Linked DNA regions of Homo sapiens: region 1 is linked to region 2. Evidence: chromatin loops called from intact Hi-C (ENCODE). Cell type or tissue: endothelial cell of umbilical vein. All regions are shown on one strand. Links, peaks and the distances in the headings refer to the core of each region. The heading gives the core; the rest is flanking DNA.

Region 1 (5,360 bases), core at 140-5,139, 210 kb after region 2:
CGAGGAGGACAGGGAGGTGACTCCAGGCCTAAGGAAGAGTCGATGCTTCCTCCTAATGCATCCTCCACAGCTGGGCCAGAGGGGATGGAGCAAGCCCCTCTCCAGTAGCCTGCAGCAGCCCGGGCTCTGGAAGCGCGCCCACTCCACTCCTTGAGAAGTGTGTGGCGGAGGTGAGGGCTCCTGCTTTTCTGATTTGCTCCAGGCCCCAAAGGAATCTATGAGCTTGCTCCGGACCTCAGCATCCCAGCCAGGGCCACCTGCCAGCGTCTGACAGTCACCTGCAAGCCACTGGGCAGACCTCCGTTCCGTTTCCAGCGGGGAAGCCCAGGCGCGGGGCCAGTCACCTGTCCAGGCCTGCACAGGCACTGACTCAAAGCTATGGGCTCAGCCGTGTTGAGCTCTGCTGCATCCCATGGCCACCCGCCCCTGGAGGCTGCAGCCCAGGGAAAGGGGACCCCGGCCTGTGCGCACCACCGAGGGCTCCGTTCCCAACAGGCTGTGCTGATGTTGTGCCTTTGGCCCCCTGCAGGTGTTCTGCCTGAAGCATCCACCCTGAGGTCCACACAGTTGGGCTCTGGAGGAGGGCAGGGCAGCCCCTGCTCTCAGGACAGGTGGGGAGCCCGGCCACACTCTCCAGGAGGAGGCAGGAGGGCTGAGGCCTGTGTGTTGGCGGCTGGTTGTGAATGGACAGGGAAGACCCAATTCCTGGGCACAGTGGAGGTCCCAGAGGCCTTACAGGGCCACAGGTCAGGCCAGCCTGGCTGCAGCTGGGGAGCTGGAAGCTTGGCCCAGCCCAGACCCTGGCTCATATCTGAGGGCAGAGAGAGGGACTTGGGGTGTTCTGGAGCCACCCTCACCTGCTTGGGTCACAGCCGCCGCACCTTGCCCACAGGGACTTTCTAGAAGAGAAAACGCACAGGAGGTAGCGAGAGGAAAGGCTCCTGACGGGTGGCGGCAGGCGGGAGAAATGGGATCTTTCAAAACCATTAAGGCTGGAAGTGCCAGGAGAAAGGGAGGAATCACACAGCTCTGCCTCAGAGGAGGGTCTGGAGGCCCTAGAGACACAGCGATCCCATCCTGCTGAGGAATGGGCTGCACCGGAGTGGGGGCCGCAGAGGTGGGTGGAGAGCCAGGGCAGCTGCCAGGGTGGGCTTCTGGTGGCACCCTGTGGGGGTGAGGACGGCGGGCCTGGGGCCCTCCCCGCTTCCAGGAACCGGTTCTCTGCCCATTCTGGTGTCTGGGCCCTGTGTCTCCCAGTGTCACAGCCTGGGCTGAAGGAGGTTAACAAGATGCTGACACCTGGGCCGGTTACTTTCTACTTAAGCAACTCTGGAACAGCGAAGTCTGCCTTCAGCCCGAGGCGGAGTGCCAGGATGTGAGAGGCGGCCGTGGCCGTGGGCAGGGGCAGGAAGCCACGAGACCAGGCAGTGCCCTGTTTCCCGGGCACAAACTGGCAGGGAGCAGGGCCAGAGTCGGCATGGGTTGCCCTTCCTATTTCACAGTGTGGGTCAGGGGTGAGAGACTCAGGAGCCCAGAAGGGGCGGAACCCACCCAAGTCCTCACGGTGGTCAGGTGGCCAGGCAGGGCCCGAAGCTAGTCTGCCAACTGCCTTCCCAGCTCTCATCTCATAGAGAGGTCCAGGGGTCCTTGAGTAGCCCCTGGGGGGCCAGAGCACAGTGACCACTGTGAATCCGCTCACACATGCAGGGGCTCACCACACCCAGGCTCTGTGGCTTCAGGGACCCTCAACCCCGCAGAGCCTCCTCCCCTGCCGATGGCAAATCCTCACAGCTTGAACCCTCAAGCGAGGGCAGCCCCACTCACAACTGCTCTAGGAGCAAGAGCCCCAGGAGGAATCTGGTCTGCGTCTGCCTCGTACTACGTGCTCCTCCAGGCCCGGAGTTAAGGATCCTCTGACAAATAATGTCATAAAAGACCTCTCATGAACAGAGAGAGCCCCTCTCCAGTCACATTTCCCTTTTTGCCCTGGCTGCCAGGAAGCTCAACATTGCACTCAAGTCCAACCACATGGTCACGGCTGCTTGTTTCCTCACCTAATCCTGCCCTCTGGGGTTGGCTCTACTTTTCCATCTCCTACGTGTCTTCCTGGGATATGTGTGTTTCCCTGAAAAACCTCCTCAGACTTTGGAGGACCATGGTGAATTCAATATTCATTTCCTTAATATCAACTGCGGTGGAGCTGCATCCACAAAGCTAGTGTCCAAATGGGCCATGAGCTCAGGAGGCAGCAGGGCCCGGGGGAGCAGGAGGGGGTGAAGGGAAAGGTCTGGGGCTCTCGATGGCGTTGCTGGTGAGCAGCACTGGGGGTCAAGACAGGCCATTGTCAAGGCTGGAAACTGGAGGGGGGTGGGGGATCGCTGGGCAGGGGAAGGGGCTCCAGGATGATGCCATGTGAGACAGCCAAGACAAAGGTCGCTTCTCCAAATTTCCAACAAATTACCAACAGCCCCAGGGGAGGGCAGGAGGGGAACTGGGTCTCAGGCAGGCAGCCCCTCCCCACCCAGCAGCTCTGCCTTCCCGGGGAAGCCGGAACCCCCAGCACGCAGGGTCAGGCAGCCAGGCCCAGCCCCTTGAGATGTTCCCTCCACCACCTCCACTGAGGCCCTGCTGCAGGACAGAACTTGTGCTGGCCCTGGGGACAGGGGGGTCAGCTGGCCCTTGCCAAAGCGGAGGTCACCTGGGGAGCAGCCGGGGTTTGCCTCATGAGCCCCGTGTGCAGGGGCCTGTCCCGCAGCCCAGGCCTTCAGCAGATGGGAACAGTAAAGAAGTCCCCACTGCCCCCATAACCCTGGCCCTGCTTCAGGGAGCAGCCAAGCGGAGGGTACCCGGGCAGGGCAATCTTGCCAAATTGAGGTTACAAGGTAGTAACTCGAGGCTGTCCTCTCTGCAATCCCCTCAGCATTCTGCCAGGGTGAAAGGCAGCCTGTCCAGTCACCCCAGCGCTGGTTCCCAGCCTCCAACCCTTTAACGCTTCATTTCACCGGGAGCCCAGTGTCAGCGGCCGGCAGTCCCTGAGGGTGGCAAGAGACCGGCCTGTTGGCCTCTGTCCAAGCCCCCACTGCCCCCTCTGAGGTGAGCCCAGCTGGCCCTTTAAGAAGCTGGGGCCACTGCTGGCGCCGCTTGGAGATGGGCACGTTCCTGATCCTTCTGGAAGGAAGGCTAAGTTGGAGTGGAGACAAAATGTTCTTGCACAGCTCGGTAAACAAGCAGAAAGTGTTTTGAAAGCTTCTGCCGATGCAGAGCACTGTAAAATAAATGTGAGAGTTGCAAAAGGAGGCTCCCAGCTGCCAGGGTGGGGGGCGGCAACAGGGGGCACGCAGGCTGCCCACAGCCCCACCGGCATGTGTGCCCCATACCATGGCCTCCATGGGCAGATGTGGTGTCTGCGGGCGCACGTGTGTGCACGCTGTGGAAGGGCCCCAGGTCCGCCTGTGTCTGCAGGTTGTCTGCACAGACGCAGGGCTCCTGAGTGCGGATACAGCCCCTCCCTCCTCACCCTGAATCTTCCTGGAACCAGCCAGGAGGAAACCCTGATTAACGTCATTCTCAGCCGGGGCTGCCGAGCACCCCCAAGGATAGGAAGGAGCCGGGAGCCCAGCTCTGCAGAGAGCTACCAAAGGGTCAGTGGAGAATGGGACCCTCATCTACACAGCTGCACGGAGCCTGGCGAGCAGCACGCTTTGAGGGCAGAACCTCATCACGGGGCGGTCCTTAGCTCCTCTAGGACCACTCCACCCCGTAATGATGGTGCTGAGGGCACACGGAGCTCCCCTGGGGATCGGCCAGGCACTGGGGAGGTGTGGCCTCCATGCAGCACAGATGCCAAGGCCAGCCTTAGTGACAGGGACCAGTCCCGAGGCCAGATCAGCCCCGGCACCCTCTGTCGATCTGGCGAGTGGCTCTACCCTCCAAGGCCCAGTGTCGCCAGCTGTTGGGTGGCCTCCCCTCCCAGAGTCTGTGCCGCCAGGCAAGGTGCCTGGCACTGCCCGCATCTATGGCATCAGCAGGGGCATCAGGTTCACCCTGCCAACCTCCTCGAGTCCCCCTGGCCCTAAGCCCACCATCATTCACCCAGCAACACCCATGAGCCTCGGAGGCAGCACCCCGCGTGGAAATGGCCCTCGCCCAGGGACGGGCAGACCAGGACCTGCCTAGACACCTGGGAGGTGTCGAGCTGCGGGGAGAAACACACGCATGACCAGGGAGCCACAGCAGAACATTGGGCCCGACTCGGGGTGGGGAGGACAGGAAGGCTCCCCAGAGGGAGAAGCATGGCAGGAGGTAAAGTGAGAGGTGGAGTGGGGACTGGACCAACAAGAACTGGGACTGGAGCTGCACCAAGCACACAGTAGGTGCCCAGTTAATGCCTGGTGAGTGACCGAATGGACCCTATGAGGCAGGAGAAGACCGAACCCTAGAGAGAGGGTGTCCCTCCAAGGTGGCAGGTGGGAAGCTGCAGAGCAGGATGCCCCCATTTTTGCCTGTCCTGACCTAGGCCCTGCCCTGCCTTCGTGGTTGGGAAGAGGCGGATCTAGCTGGGAAGGGCAGAGCCCTGGCCCCCAACGGCCCGCCGCTCCCTACATGGGGTAGACGCCTCCCCACGTCTGAGCTTATAACCAGTAGCGGGCTCTGGCTTTGGGGCTGCCGCGAGCCAGAGGGCACTGGAACAGCCAACCCCAGGACCCCAGCCGAACCGTCGGGGGCAGCCCCTGGGGGCACAGGAGCATCCTCCCACCTGGCTGCAGCGGGACACGGCCCAGTCAGAGGCCCAGCTGGGAACTGGGTGTCGAGCCAGGGCCAGCCAGTGTTAGGATTGCCAGGCTGTCCACCCCTCTGGCTCCCAGCGACTGGCGGGGGACTCCACAGCCGGGCTGAGCTCTGGGCACCTGTGAGCCAAAACCGCTCAGAAACCACAAGGCCAATAAATCCACTTTCTAAAGTGGCCAGTGAGAGAGGGAGGCACTGCGGTTTGGGTTCTAGCAGCCCCAGCCCACTTAAAGCACCAAAAGGCCTGGGGTTGGGGGGTGTGCCCTGACCTGTCCCCAAGTCCTAAGCCTTGGGTGGACTGCGGGTGGTAGGAATGCAGTAAGGACCCTTTCATGTGTCCAGCGCTGTCCTGGCCCTCAGAGGCCTAACACCTGGGCACCTCTCTTCCCAAAAGGCAACGAGAGCCTTGTTCCAGCCGGTGGGGGGTGGGCTGAAGCCACGAGATGAGAAAGTGGCACAGCCATGCCAACCAGACAGCAGTAGGACCCAACCCCTGGCCCACACCATCTTCCTCCCACAGACCAGGTGTTCACAGGACAGGACTGGCTGTCCCTCCGTCCCTCAGCCCACAG
Region 2 (5,360 bases), core at 279-5,278:
AATTTTAGAATAGCTTTTAGATGTACCGAACAGTTGCAAAGATACTACAGTTCCCATATGCCCCACGCCTAGCTCTGCTCACACTAACATCTCACGTTAGTCTAGCACCTTTGTTGCAATCATGAGCCAGCACTGATACACCTTTATCTATGTCGCAACAGGACATTCAGTCATCGTGTCTCCTGAGGCTCCTTTTGGCTGTCACAGTTTCTCAGACTTTCCTTGTCTTTGATGACCTTGACTGTCCTAAGGGCTGATCAGGTGCTGTTTCAGTCCGTTCTCACTCCGCTACAAAGAACAGTCTGAGACTGGGTAATTTATAAAGAAAAGAGGTTTAACTGGCTCACGGTTCTGCAGGCTGTCCAGGAGGCATGGCTGGGGAGGCCTCAGGAAACTTAGAATCGTGGTGGAAGACGAATGGAAAGCAGGCACGTCCTACATGGCAGCAGGAGAGAGAGAGAGAGTGAACAGCCAGATCTCGTGAGAACTCACTCACTATTACGAGAACAGCAAGGGGCAAGTCACTCCCATGATCCAGTCCCCTCCCATCAGGCCCCTCCTCCAACATGGAAGATCATAATTCAACATGAGTTTTGGGTGGGGACACAGAGCCAAACCCTGGCCCCTCCCAAATCTCATGTCCTTCTCACATTTTTGTTTGTTTGTGGTTTTTGTTTTTGTTTTGTTTTGTTTTGTTTTTTGAGATGGAGTCTCACTCTGTCTCCCAGGCTAGAGTGCAGTGGCAAGATCTTGGCTCACTGCAACCTCTGCTTCCCAGGTTCAAGAGATTCTCGTGCCTCAGCCTCCTGAGTAGCTAGAATTACAGGCACCTGCCACCAGAGGGAAGGAGGGAGGAAGGAGGGAGGGAGGGGGAAGGAGAGAGAGGGGAGGGAAGGAGAAAAGAAGGAGGGAGGTAGGAAAGAAGGAAGGAGAAGGGGGAAGGAAGGAGGGAGGGGAAGGAGGGAGCAAGTAGGTAGGGAGGAGGGAAGGAAGGAGGTAGGGAGGAAAAGAAAGAGAAGAGGGAAGGAAGGAGGGAGGGGGAAGGAGGGAGGGGGAAAGGGCGGAGGGGGGAAGGAGGGAGGGGGAAAGGGTGGAGGGGGAAAGGAGGGAGGGAGGGGGATGGAAGGAGGGGGAAGGAGGGAGGGACGGGGGAAGGAGGGAAGGAGGGGGAAGGAAGGAGAGAGGAAGAGGGAAAGAGGGAGGCAGGGGAAGGAAGGAGGGGGGAAGGAAGGAGAAAGGAGGGAAGGAGGAGGGGAAGGAGGAGGGAGGGGGAAGGAAGGAGGGAGGGGGGAGAGGGAAGGAAGGAGGGAGGGGGAAAGCAGGAGGGAAGGGGAAGGAGGGAGGGAGGGGGGAAGGAGTGAGAAAGAAGGAAGACCACTGAGCCTCCTCTCTGTGCTTCCCAAATGCCCCCACTGACCCACACAGGGGTCTCTGCCCTGCCCTTGGACCTCAAAGGCTCCGTTGCTCACCTTGGAGGGCACCATGGTACCTGACCTTCCCCATCCCCCATAATGGGCAAAAGCCATGATGCCACCTCCTGGATCCCAGGCCCTGGAACCTGGGCCTACAGTCCTGTGCTTGTCCAGAGGTGGACCCCGGGTCAAATCTCCAAGGATTCCTGCTCACCACCCTTTGCTCAGGGAGCAAAGTCGGCCTGGCCTCCTCCACCCATGCCCTGCATTAGAGCCTCTTCACACCAAAAGAAAGGAGGAAGTGGCTGCTTCCTCCTAAAGCATTTTCTGGGTGACCAAGGCCCTGGTCACAACAGCCCTGGAAAGTGGGGAGTTTGTCCTCACTTTGGAGGTGGGGAGATGGGGAAACTGAGGCTCAGAGAGGGCAGGACCCGCCCCCCTCCCTCCTTGGCGCTCTGTCCTCACCTTCCCTGACCCTGCTCCTGCTGCAGGCCAAGCCCACCTGGCACCCAGTAGGGCTGTGTGCCCAGCTTCCCGAACAGCTGACTGCTGAGGCATCTTGGTGAAACTGGGATGAAGCCGGCTCCTGACTGGACCGCTTGCTGCAGTGAGCAGGGGTATGGCTGGGTGGCGGAGCGCCCAGGTGATTCTGACTCACAGTAATCAACCCCACTGCCGGAAGCCACTGTGGCACCCACAGGCCTGGAGGAGCAAGAAGGGACTGGAGGACCCGCGCTGTCCCAGCGTCGCCAGCAGGGGGCAGGGCTGCTTCACGCCGCAGCAGGCGCCGGGGCATCTGTCCTTGGGGACACTCGGGTTCCTAATCAGCTCCATAACCGAGGTGGTGGGATGGGACCTGGTCCTGCCTTGGCCTCCCTTTGGGCAAACTCCTTCCTCGCAGGGCCTCTGCGAAGTGTGGGGACACAGCTCTGCAGGGGCTGCGGGCTCCCTCCGGGCATCTTTACAGAGGGGGCTCGCTGCAGAAAGGCAGGTAGAAAATGCCAGACTCAATGGCCTGCCCGCCCCGATGCTGTCTGAGTCCCTGCCAGGGGGCGGCTGTGCCCATCTGAGAATCCAGGGGACTGGGCTGAAGGCTCTATGTGGCCCTTCCCGATGTCTCCACGCCCCAGCCCCTTCCTCCTGAGGCCCCTGAGACTTCCCTGGCCTCCTCTGGTCACCCAGGTGCAGCTGTCCTTGGGCACAGCGATGACCCCTCCTCCGCCCTGAGTGTGCACTGCCTGCACAAAGTGCAGGGGCTGCCCCGTTCTCTCAGGATGTGCTCTCAGGATGCGCCCCATTCCCCACGTGCGCCCTTCCTCCCATCATGCTGTCTGCTGGCTGATGGCAGGGACGGAAGCACAGGGAGCTCAGCGGTGCCCATCCAGGAGCCATGTGTCCCTGCCCCCACCGCAGGTGCCTGAGCCCCTGCCCCCTCCCTTGCCTCTCAGTTCACAAACCTCCAGCCCACACTGGCTTGCTGTCGTTGCCTGAGAGTGACGGTGAAGAACTTATCAAGCCCAGCATCTCTGGTCCAGAGGGACTGCCCTGGGCAGGAGTCACCGTGGCAACCAAATGCCGAAGGGAGGCCCAAAGCTGGGTTGTCCTGCGATGCCGCGCCAGCCAGCAGCCTGGAGTTTCTGCCTGGCTGGTGGGAGCACGGGGTGGTGTTCGTGTCCCTGGAGGGGCACCAAACTCCCCCCACGCTCACCCCAGGAAGTCCCATAGTAACACCCTGCCCCATTATTAAAACAAGCACCAAGGCCCTGGGAACTTACGGGAAGCTTCCCCTTCCTGGGCTTCTCCCAGAGCCCCGAGGGGTCCGTGTCCTGCAACCACAGACCTCAGCTTTCCCCTTTTGTCCCTGCGCTCTGGCCTGAGAACTCCGAGGGCTCACTCTCACCCCAAGGACGGGTGTCCGTGGAGGCTGTGCCCAGAGTCCAGGGGGCCACCAGGGCACAGAGCCAGCTTCCAACCGCTGGTGTCTCACACAGCAGCACTCAGCCATGTGCGCAGATGTGCAGCAGGATGGGAGGCCTCTCAGCAGGGAGGCCACATCCCAGCTCCCGAAGCCCCAGGGCCGACCCCTTTTCCAGACCACGGAAGGGGCCCACGTGCTTCATGTGTGCAAGATTATATGCAGAGAACATGGGTGGGCCAGACTCAGCAAGCCAGGTCGGCAGAGGGCTGTGCCGACACAGAGGAAGCGGGTGGCCACTTCAAGGACTCCGCCCTCCCTCGGGGTCCATTCACACTTGGACCCCTCTGGAGAAGCCCAGGTTGGTCTCAGTGGGCAGAGCCGAGGCCCTGGCAGGGGAGGGTGTGAAGCCCAGGGAGGATCCTTTGGATGTGCAGCTGGGACCCAGGGGGGCTCCTAAGATGGCAAAGTGAGTCGAGACTCCTGTGGCACCCACCATTCAGCCATGGTTGGGGGCCCAGGGAGTGGCCCAGAGTTTCAGAGCACAGCCGCACAGCCGCCGTTCCCAGGAAGAGGGAGAATGTTGGTGTGGGGTCCTGACTCCACCAAGGGAGGCTGGCTCAGCCCCGCACCCAAGACCCCCACTGTTCTGTCGATCCTTCCAGGGCTGAGTGCAAGTGTGTATGTTCATGAGTGTGTGTGTGCACGGGAGCATGTATGGGTGTGTGTGCATGGGAGTGTGTATGGGTGTGTGTGCATGGGAATATGGATGTATGTGCATATGAAAGCGTGTATGGGTGTGTGCACGGGAGCGTGTATGGGTGTGTGCAACTGAGCCTGTATGGGTGTGTGTGCATGGGAGCATGCATGGGTGTGTGCAAGGGCAGCGATGGGTGTGTGCACGGGAGCAGTTCTGCATGGGTGTGCATGCCAAAGCATCTGTGTGAGCACGTGGTGTGTGCATGCGTATGAATGGGTGCGAGGGTCCATGTGAGCGTGTCCGTGCCCGTGTTTGAGTATGCACGTGTGTGAATGTGTGTGTGCTCATGAGGGGAGTGCCATCAGGAAGTCCCTGCCTTTCAGGTGGCAGGCCGTTCCATTTTAAGTCTCACCCGGGAGCCACCCTAGCTCTGGGCACAGGCCACACTGTCCTCTGCCCACCACCACAGGGCAGGACCTGGACCTTCAGAGCCCCACTCCCCATCTTCAGTGTGTCTGGTGCCTCTCGGGGAGGGTGCCTGGCTGGACACAGGTGCATGAGAGGGCTCCGGGCACGAAGACCAAACCAGGCCGGGAGCAGCCCAGCCCCAGACAGCATGGAGACAGAGGGCGTTTATCACAGGAGACAATGCAGATGGGGCATCATTAACTTGTTGTTATTGGGGCAGCTGGGTGACATCGTGTGTTCCTTGGCCCTCTGGGTGCACCTCCTGCCCATCTGGGCCAGCGTGGCTGCAGAGGCGTGGATGCTTAGGCAGCCTGGGGAGGGACAGGTGGGAACACTCGTGCTCCGCAGGCGCCCACAGGCCCAGTGCCCACGGCTGCTGAGAGGTGCCCTCACGGAGGCCCCAGCCCCCTGCCCCTTGGAGGAGCAGCAGAGCCCAGTGGACAGGGAGAGAACTCTCAAGAGTATGGCCCACAGAGGATGCCAGCCTCGCCGCACAGGACCGGCAGGTAGGGTGGACAGGAGGGTGGGCTGGTGGGGGCTGATCGCGGGCCCTCCCGCTCCAAACAAAAAAGTCCCCACACGGAACAAACGAACTGAATGGCGATGTATTTTAAACGCTCATATTTTGTTTCTCCTCTCACACTTCTCCCTTTGCGTGTTCCTTTTCCACAATTCTAATGCTACTGTCCATCAAACCCTGGCACCTGAGGCCACGATGTTTCAGAGACAATCGTACGGAGAAGCCACTTCACAGTCAGTCACAGGAAGGCCAGAGCCGGCAACAGGACACAACAGAGCAAGGCTTTAAAAATTACTCGAAAGGGAAGAAAACCCTTGAAAGCCTCAGGCCCACCCTCCTGCCCCG

Evidence for each region. Peaks named below come from ENCODE experiments on the same cell type or tissue, not always from the same donor. Only the 100,000 strongest peaks of a DNase experiment are listed, where the experiment ranks them.
Region 1: a loop joins it to region 2, with 14 times the contacts of the local background. A loop is called at or near these places in 2 of 110 quality-filtered maps.

The regions. Positions count from the first base shown.
Region 1 is chr9:134,229,241-134,234,600 of GRCh38, reverse strand. No RefSeq gene overlaps it. Among named protein-coding and RNA genes, the nearest start is that of LINC02247, 63 kb to the left of the region's middle. In endothelial cell of umbilical vein, for the core only: no CTCF peak of the experiment used is centred there; no DNase peak of the experiment used is centred there.
Region 2 is chr9:134,440,308-134,445,667 of GRCh38, reverse strand. RXRA (retinoid X receptor alpha) reads right to left here. Exons shown (of 10, transcript NM_002957.6): 10 at 5,083-5,360. LOC105376311 (a long non-coding RNA gene) reads right to left here and starts at 465. Exons shown (of 5, transcript XR_007061841.1): 1 at 109-465. RefSeq lists an enhancer at 1,752-2,330. In endothelial cell of umbilical vein, for the core only: a CTCF peak has its summit at 2,162 (motif pointing right); a DNase peak (open chromatin) is centred at 2,147; H3K27me3 peaks cover 440 bases.